Linked DNA regions of Mus musculus: region 1 is linked to region 2. A link is a loop called in an ENCODE intact Hi-C map of the cell type or tissue named here. Cell type or tissue: left cerebral cortex. All regions are shown on one strand. Each heading gives the region's core, and the rest is flanking DNA. Links, peaks and the distances in the headings are about the cores only. Region 1 overlaps Rin3 (Ras and Rab interactor 3). Region 2 holds the start of Gm25203 (a small nucleolar RNA gene).

Evidence for each region. Peaks named below come from ENCODE experiments on the same cell type or tissue, not always from the same donor. Only the 100,000 strongest peaks of a DNase experiment are listed, where the experiment ranks them.
Region 1: it touches region 2 in a loop (2.1-fold over the local background); 2 of 42 quality-filtered maps call a loop at or near these places.

Annotation. Positions count from the first base shown.
Region 1 is chr12:102,301,813-102,306,197 of GRCm38, reverse strand. The region is part of intron 1 of Rin3 (Ras and Rab interactor 3); the gene reads right to left. Among named protein-coding and RNA genes, the nearest start is that of Rin3, 21 kb to the right of the region's middle. In left cerebral cortex, for the core only: no CTCF peak of the experiment used is centred there; DNase peaks (open chromatin) are centred at 2,159, 2,939, 3,312, 3,644 and 2 more places; H3K27ac peaks cover 246 bases.
Region 2 is chr12:102,252,946-102,257,330 of GRCm38, reverse strand. It overlaps Slc24a4 (solute carrier family 24 (sodium/potassium/calcium exchanger), member 4), which reads right to left. Exons shown (of 17, transcript NM_001362345.1): 13 at 2,655-2,821. It overlaps Gm25203 (a small nucleolar RNA gene), which reads left to right and starts at 3,644; the gene lies at 3,644-3,858. It also overlaps the pseudogene Rnu3b-ps3. In left cerebral cortex, for the core only: a CTCF peak has its summit at 2,156 (motif pointing left); a DNase peak (open chromatin) is centred at 1,363.

The sequences.
Region 1 (4,385 bases), core at 283-4,282, 49 kb before region 2:
CACACACACATCACCCCACCACACACACACACACATACACACACACACACACACACACACACACACCTCCCCTGCCCAGTGTCCATCCCTAAGAAATGGTCAGATAAGCTTTTGGGCAGTCAACCCTTGGCTGCCACAGCTGTTACAAGGCACTGATATCAGCCACTGCAGAAACTCTCAAAACCCTAAAGACAGCATTGCTATTCATTGCTTATTCACCCCAGGGGCAGAGGCAAAAGGGACATAAGTCCTCAGCTCTGAGGAGAAGTCATTGAGGACCATAAGGAAAAAACAACACGGAACAAAACCCAACCAACCAACCAAACAAAAAAACAAAAACCACAAAGCCTGAAACTCTGTTCTACTGAGTCAGGGAGAAAGAAGAAGGGAGGAGGAGGAGGAGGGAGACACATGAGACACAGTGTTCACGTTGATGAGAGAGGAGCTGCCATAAGAATTCTTTGTTCTGTTCTTGCAGCTACCCTGGGAGTCTGGAATGGAGCCCAAAGAGAAAGTCCTAAAATCAAACAAACAAAACCACCAGAATACGCAGAGCAATAAACATACTGCATCTATGCTCACTCCTAAGACATTCAGAACAGCTGTGCATTTGCTCTGTGGACACAGCTTACCCATGTGGGTGAGGGTGCTCCCTGAGTGCATCCTGGCAGGGATAAGGGAACCTTTGACCAGACTTCTAAGACTTACCGAAAAACAAAGACCCAAGGCCAATGTGCCATATAGTGGATGTCACAAGCTGGGTTGCAGCTACACAAGGCATTGCCGAGTTTCCTGTAGGTTTCTCTGGGCTTGGAATATTTTTCGTTTTTAAATGACATTGTGTACGGGTGTGGAGGGGGAGCCCATGTGCTACAACAGTGTGGAGGTCAGAGGACAACCTGTGGGAGTCCAGTTGGTTCTTTCCTTTTATCACGTGGGTCGTAGGGATCAAAGTCAGGCTGTCAGGCTTGGCAGCAAGCGCTTTACCTGCTGAGCTATCTCATCAGCCCCGTGCTCAGTACATTTGTTTGAAAAAACAGAGAGCCCATATGCTTACACTGCTTCTCTGAGGTGTTGGGGGAAGGTAGTCTGAGGAACCCAAGCTGGTTCCTTCTGCCAGTACAGCCCCTTCACCCCATCTGATATTAGACCTCTGGGGTCAGGAGCTCACTACCTCCCCGGGCAGCTCAGTCTCAGCAGCAATTAGCCATTTCCCAACAGATGACATGACAGCTGTGCTTTGCATCCTCAGAGCTTTGAAGTTAGGTCAGAAGCCTGCACATCCATATGAAGAAGGAGAACGAGACCATCCTTCAGGTAGACTTGGGGTCCAGGGCACTTTTAGGGAGCAGCTTGGGCAGCCATCTCAAGGGCACCATGGCAGAAACCCTAAGAAGACCATTGGGAAATGTTCCTCTTTCTTGTGCCGCTATAGAACTTGGGGCAAAGAACAGCAGCTGATAGTGACAGCCATCAGATCTGAAAGCCCCGACTTAGGATGCCCACAATAGCAAAGACAGGCTGCAGTCCCAGGAAGGGATAGAGCTTTATTCCGGGGCCACCCTACCCTGTGAGCCTCTTGTCCTCAGTAAAACAGGGAGACCATACCATTTGCCTTAGCATTGAGGCAAGAGCTAAAGCAGACAACACAGTCCAGTGCTCCGTTCAGAGCAAATGGCACCTGTTCTAAGAGATGGAGGCCTCAGACCAGTCTCAGGACAGAGGCAAGGCTGAAGTGACAACAGGCAGGACGGGGAAGTAAGCCCTCTAGAAGAGAGAGGGTGGGGCTAGGACTGGGGAGATGGCTCAGTGGATAAAGTGCTTGCTGTGCTGAGGATCTGAACTGGGGATGCCAACGTGCAGGGATAATCCCAGTGCCAAGGAGGCAATGATGAGATCAGGTTTTGCTAGCCAGACACTTTTACCAGTTGGTGAGGTCTAGGATTCACCAAGAGACTCTTGCTTTTTCTGTACTTTGCAAGGCTGTGGTTGACAACCCCTTCCCCCTAACATCCCTCCTCAACTCTGCCATGACAGAATGTCGACCTCCCTCCCAGGGATTCTGTCCCACCCAGGCTGAGCAGTCCCTACAGCTTGCAGCACTCACAGGAACATCTGCCGGCTATTTTTTCCAGACAGACAACAGACGCCGAGCCGAGTGCTGGCACACACCACCTCTAGAAATATGCTGACCAAGCAGTCACTTTTAAAATAGTTCTTAAAGTGTCTTAACACAATGGTTTCTAAGATTGTCACAGTCGTGCAGCCATCACCACTAGTCTTGGGACATTTTGGCCACCAGTCAGTCCCCATCCCCCATCCCCCCGGGCCCCCAGTCCCACTCATCTGTTTACTCTCTTCACAGACTCCTCTTCTAGGTATTTCCTGTAAGGGAACCTGGGCACTGTTTAGTTTCTTCCACCCTGCGTAACATTCACGAGGTTCACCGGCATTACCATGGTGACTAGTAGTCTTTCAGGGCTTCTGTATCAACCTTTTGTTTCTTATTGACAGATGGCATTGCTTTATATGGACAGACTGCATTCTACCTATCCAGTCAGTTCCTATTAACAAGACCTAGGGTATCTGGGGGCCTGGGGTGGGGCACACTCCTCTTGTCCCAGCACTCGGGAGGCAGATGCTGGCAGATCTCTGTGACTTTGAGGCCAGCCTTCTCTACAGAGTAAGTTCCAGGACAGCCAGGGGGACACAAACAAAATAAAACAAGTTCTAAGGTAGCAAGCATCAGTTTTCTATAGAGCATCAATAATTGGAGACATTGTAGCAAACTAGCTTGTTTGCGGGTGGAGTTACGTTGTAGAAATGATAGGAGACAAGGACTCATGAGTGGAGTGGTTCATAACAGATGCTGTTGTTGGCACAGCAGGCGTGGCCCCAGGCATGGTGTCTGACTGTGGACCAGGCATCTCACTTCTCGCTTCAGGAAAAGCTTCTTCAGGAAAAGGAGACGGTTGGGCTCAACCTCAGGCTCGTAGGTTGAATTTCCCCACATGAACCCCAGCTGTTGACAGTACTCAGACTAACATTAAATTGAGGGCACCAGAGCAAGAATGTGGATCAATTAGTGATGTCTGTGGGGGTGTTCCACATGGGAGAACAGCTGTGCCTGATGCTCTACATGACTTAGGCCAAGGACTGAGGTTCCTCCCAGCTCTTGGAATCCCATGTCTCTGCAACTTAGCTGACCCTTGGCTGTGGACCTCTGAAGGCTTCTCTTTCTAGAGGGGCTGGCCCTGCCCCAGAAGACAGCCCAGAAAAGGCAGGAGGCCAGGCCAGCTTCATCTCTTCTGCCAGACCCTTCCTACTGAGTGTGCACAATGTAGCCCCAGCTGCTGCCTCTTTTCTGGTCTGGCCCAGGCTGCTGGGCAGCAGGAGCTAAATCAGAGCTTAGGGGCCTGTGAGATGGAGAAGTGGCTGGATTTAAAACCCTCACCAATGTTCCACAGACACCTGCAGCCCATATCCAGGGTAGAATGACTGTTCACGGTCCAGACCAGTATCCACAGGCGCTTGTGGCTTCCAGGATCAGGCCCGTCCCCCCAAACACTGAAAGCCTTGCATGGTAAGGTAGGACCTGCACAGTTTTGCCAACCACTGGCCAGTTCTGCAGGCTGCCCACAGCCTCTCAGAGGGGAAGTCAGCTCAAGCAGGTCTTCCGGTTGCCGGAAATAACGAGAGCAGACCAGGTCACCTCAGGTCATACGTCACAGCCCACATCAAGGGGTCTGGCAAGTCAGAAGCCTTCCCGCTTTCTGTGTCTGCCTGCAGAGGTCTTTGTCTCTCCTAAGTGAGCCACAGCCCAATTTTCAGCCCTACCTTACTGAACGTACCAAGGGTTCCAGCCTTCCCTCTAGACCCACACTCACTTCCATACAGGCCCCACGGAGGCCACAGAGGCACTGGCTTCAGTGTTATGGCTGTTCTGATGGCAGCTCTACAGTAGGCCATCCCCAAGCTTAGTTTCTCAGATGCTCTAACCTGTTCACAGTGGCACACCCTCTGTCTGTCTCCATCCTTGGCTGCTCCATCACCTCTGTGCCCTAGACACCTACTCACCATATACCCACTCACCAGACCCCACCTCATGACTTGAGTCTTTGTATCTTCCTCTAGAACTTCTTCTGGATCACAGGTTCTAGCCCTCCCTGCTCATGTTTGACCTGGCCAGGCTCACCCTACATCATGACTACGCCCTGAGTCTTGGATAAGACTGTCTACTCCCATGGGTCTCAGTGATTATACCACTTCTTGACCATCAGTATGAAGAAGGGCTGTGTTCTGTGTTGCCTGGTGTTTAGGCTGTGCTCTTGTTTGCTCTCTATTGCTATGAGAAAACGCTGACCAAAACTAACTTGGGGGAGGAA
Region 2 (4,385 bases), core at 219-4,218:
AGGGACAGGAACAACCGATCTATCATGATCAAGTCCACACAAGCCACTAGCTGTGATGATGAGTTTTGAAGAATCTAGGTGATTCTAGACATCTTAAGAGTAGTAACCGAGTGTGACGGTTTGTATATGCTTGGCCCAGGGAGTGGCACTATTTAGAGGTGTGACATATCTACTTGTTGGAGTAGATATGTCACTGTGAGAGTGGGCTTTAAGATCCTCACCCTAGATGTCTGGAAGTCAGTCTTCTACTAGCAGCCTTCAGATGAAGACGTAGAACTCTCAGCTCCCTGCACCATGCCAGCTTAGATGCTGCCATGTTCCTGCCCTGATGATAATGGACTGAACCTCTGTACCTTTAAGCCAGCCCCAATTAAATATTGCCCTTTATAAGACTTGCCTTGGTCATGGTGTCTGTTCACAGCAGTGAAACCCTAATTAAGACATCAAGCTACCATGGAGTTCCTAGAACTGTCTCTCCTTTTATAACTACTGAACCATATGGCTAAGAAGGAGCAGGGTGGAGGAATAGATAATCCACACAATTTGTGTGTATGCCCATATGCTCCAGGGTCAGGGGTCAGGGATATCACATGGGTCTTTTTCTACCCTGGACTCAAGGCCTGTACTCCAAGCCTCCAGACGTGCAGACTTTAAACAGGAAGCAGAGCTGTGTTCCGAGCTTCTCTTTGTTCTCCAGTGTCCCCAGTTGTGCTTCACTTCTCCCTGGAGCCTCATTAGGACATTATCCATAAGCATGGACCACCAGAGAAGGCACACCTTAGAGTCAAAGTGAGCTCAGAGACACTCTCTTCTTACACACTCTTACCCCCAGGACAGTTCTAAACCAAGGCCATCAACATTCAAAGCCCTCCCACAGGTCAGACTGGCCTAGCAGGGTGTCTCTCATGCCCCCAGTCTAACCTGGGCTAGGAGTCTGGTCTTCTAAACAAAAGCCGGATTTGTAAATGAAGATACTGGAGGTGGGAGTGTCCCAGCTCATTGCCACTGAGAGCTACTGACCCCATTTTCCGTAATAAGAGAAGAATCTCACAAAATCTTTAATCCCCATCCCTACTCAAATGTCGCAACATACTCTTTTTTTTTTTTTTAACTTGTCATGTTTTGGGAACATGGTTTAGTAAGAAACATCACCCGGTCCCTTTAAAACATAAAGATGGCTACACTCATTCTACTGAGGGAAATGAGAGACGAGATTCAGTTATTTCAAGGCACAGTTATCGTTTTTGAGAGGTGTCTTTTTCTAGGGATGTGGGTAGAAACTACATCAAGCTCTTTTCCCAACACAGAAAAACAAGCCTCCCCCCGCCCCCGCCAAAAAAAAAAAAAAAAAAAAAACCACAAAAAACATTCCATGTGCTATTCAGGATCCTAACAGCTATGTTCTGCACACACAGGGTTGGGGAGAAGGGAAATGAGGTGGTGGCTTCGTGGGGAGCAGGGTGCCTAACAATAGGCCAATGGCCTTAAAAGGCAGTGGTGGTCACCCCAACTTCACAGAGGGGCTCTGCTTGGCTCCAGGAGTTGGGTCAGTGAGTCACCTGCTCAGTTTGAATGGTCTTAAGAGGTAGAGCTAGGCTTCAAATCTATTCTCTTGGGCAGGGTTTGTGGCTCAGTGATCCAGTACTTGCCTAGCATATGCAAGGCCCTGTGTGGCTCCCCACAGCCCATCCTTCCTGCTAACCTGCATTCTTCCTATACAGTGGTTCTCAACCTGGGGGGGGGGGTGGTTCGGCCCTTTGGGGGGGTCAAATGACCCATTTACAGGGGTGGCATATCAGATATTTACATTAAGATTCACAACAATAGCAGAATAACAGTTATGGAGTAGTAACAAAAGTAATTTTATGGTTGGGGTCACCACAACGAGAGGAACTATATTAAAGGGCTGCAACATTAGGAAGGTTGGGAGCACTGCTCTAGGGTAAAGGGTAAGGGGCTCTTGTGCCCACAGAGAACTTCTCCTGGCCCCACTGCCTCACAAGCCCTGCTCACCTTCCCTCCTGTGGGCCTCTGTGTTAGGAAGCAAAGGAAATGACTTAATGTTCTGCAAGCATCTGACAGATAGATGCCCTTCCCAATGAATGGAAATCCAGCCCTGTCCTCTCTAGTTGCTCCTAGGCCCCCTGCTGGAAACCTGCACTAGTTTTCAACTCTCCCCAGCTATTCATACAACTGTGAGTTCTCCATGCCTCAGTTTCTCTATCAGTAAAATGGGGATGCTAAAAGTACTTATTTCATGGGTCTGCTATCAGGCTAAAACTGGGCTTCTACAAAATTGTGCTGTGTGCTTGGCACACAGAAAGGGGCAGCTTTTTGACAGAGAGTTCTGGCTACCTCTCACTGATATCATTTCCTTCCTTTATATTCTTCTGATGACCCTAGAAATGAGGGGCCGGTTACTTTGTTCATCCCCCAACCCCAGAGCAGTCTCTTGCATGTCTCCCCTCCCAGTGCCCATTCCCACCTCAGAGGGAACAAAGAACAGGGTCTACCCTTGGGCACACAGCAGGAAATGTTAGTGCTCTGTTAATACCACACTCTATGAGAAAGAGGTTGAGGTCAGCAAGGCCGGTGCTTGCCCTCAGGTGGGACCTCAGCTTGGAAGACACTAGGCAGGGGCTCCCATCACTCACCAGCCACACCATGAGGTAGGAGAACACGGCAATCCACAGAGTGGCCGTGATGAAGGTGACCATGAAGAACTTCTCCCAGCGGGGCTTGCTGCAGTTGGGGATGGTGACACACAGGAGGAAGATGAGGGGCCACGTGAACACCCACTTAGCCTTGTCGCCTTTTGCCTCTGCAAGGGGGTGTGGGGTAGAACAGGGAGTGGGAGAGAAAGACATTGGGTTACACGGCTGCTAGTCTACCCTTGCTCTACTGTTTCAAGTTAACCTTGGTATGACTTTAAGCTGCTGAGGCCAAAGAATTGTCCTCATCAAGTCACTTGGAAGAATCAGGATCACCCAAAACTTTAGTCCATTGTAATCCTTAAAATGACCAGATAAGGAAGGTGAACCAACAGCAGGGATGGCGCCAGTACAGGGGAACGGGGAGGGGGCAGGGGATATCAGCTCTGGTATCAGGCAGCCTGGAACAATTCCATCACCTCTTCCGGGGATAAGGGTCAAGCTAGGACAATGGCAGTGTAATAATGAACCCAGGGAGAGTAGCAGGCATGGCGTTGAGCACTTTGCACCTTGCTGTCTTCATCTTTTCATCTTGGTTGGTGCAAGAATGATGTGACCTGGTGTGTGGGAAGCACCAGGTGTGTGGCCCAGCACCAAGGAGGAAGACACAACACCTACAACTCACATTCAAGACCCCAAAAGCTGACGGGGAGTGTTAGTGTGTGTATATAAGAAGGGCAAGTACTGGGGCTGGCAAGATGGTTTTGTAGGTAAAAGTCCCACTGTTTCACTGTATGACTGACTTCTAAGCATTGTCCTCTAGGGGCTGGAGAGACAGCTCAACAGTTAGCACTGGCTGCTCTTCCAGCACCACCATGGAACTCACAACTGTAACCTGTTTCAGTGGATTCAACACCCTCGTACAGACATACATGCAGGCAAAACACTAATGTACATAAGATAAAAGTAAGTTACTTAAAAAAAATGTCCTCAGGACTATACTTTCAGGGATCATTTCTATAGTTCGTTACTAGAAAGGTTTCTCTGACTGTGTAGAGCACCCGAAACCACGAGGACGAGATGTAGCGTCCCCTCCTAAGTGTGAAGCCGGTTCTAGGTGCTGCTTGATTGCAGCTGCCTCTTGCCATTGATGATCGTTCTTCCCTCCTTCAGGAGGGTGAGAGGGAGAGAACGCAGTCTGAGTGGAAAAAAAAAAAAGAAAAAAATGTCCTCTAAACCTCCATAGAACACATGCACACCCACTCTCACAAACACACACACAGATGACAAAATAAAATATTGCATTACACACACACAGTTCTGTATGTATTTATTTTGTGTGGGTGAATGGATGGGGGTCTGCATCATGATGCTGGCTTGTGCAGGTCAGAGGAAAACTTGTGGGAGTTGGTTCTCTCCTTCCACCATGTGGGTCTGGGTGATTGAACTCAAGACATCAGGCTTGGCAGCAAGAGCCATTGTCTTATGAGCCATCTCACTGGCCCTCAAATATTTCAGAAACGAAGTATTCACGATCCTCTGAAGAACACACACAGACAGTTCTCCAGAACAGACTGAGTGTGAGGCTGTAGAACCAGACCCACTGAGGTTAGAAGGACTGACATCAGTCAGAGTGCACTTGCCAACCTCAAAGGAATGGAATCAGAATTCAGTATTGGGAGGGAAGCTGGAAGATTTGCAAATATGTCGATCTTACGTAGCATAGTCCTAAGT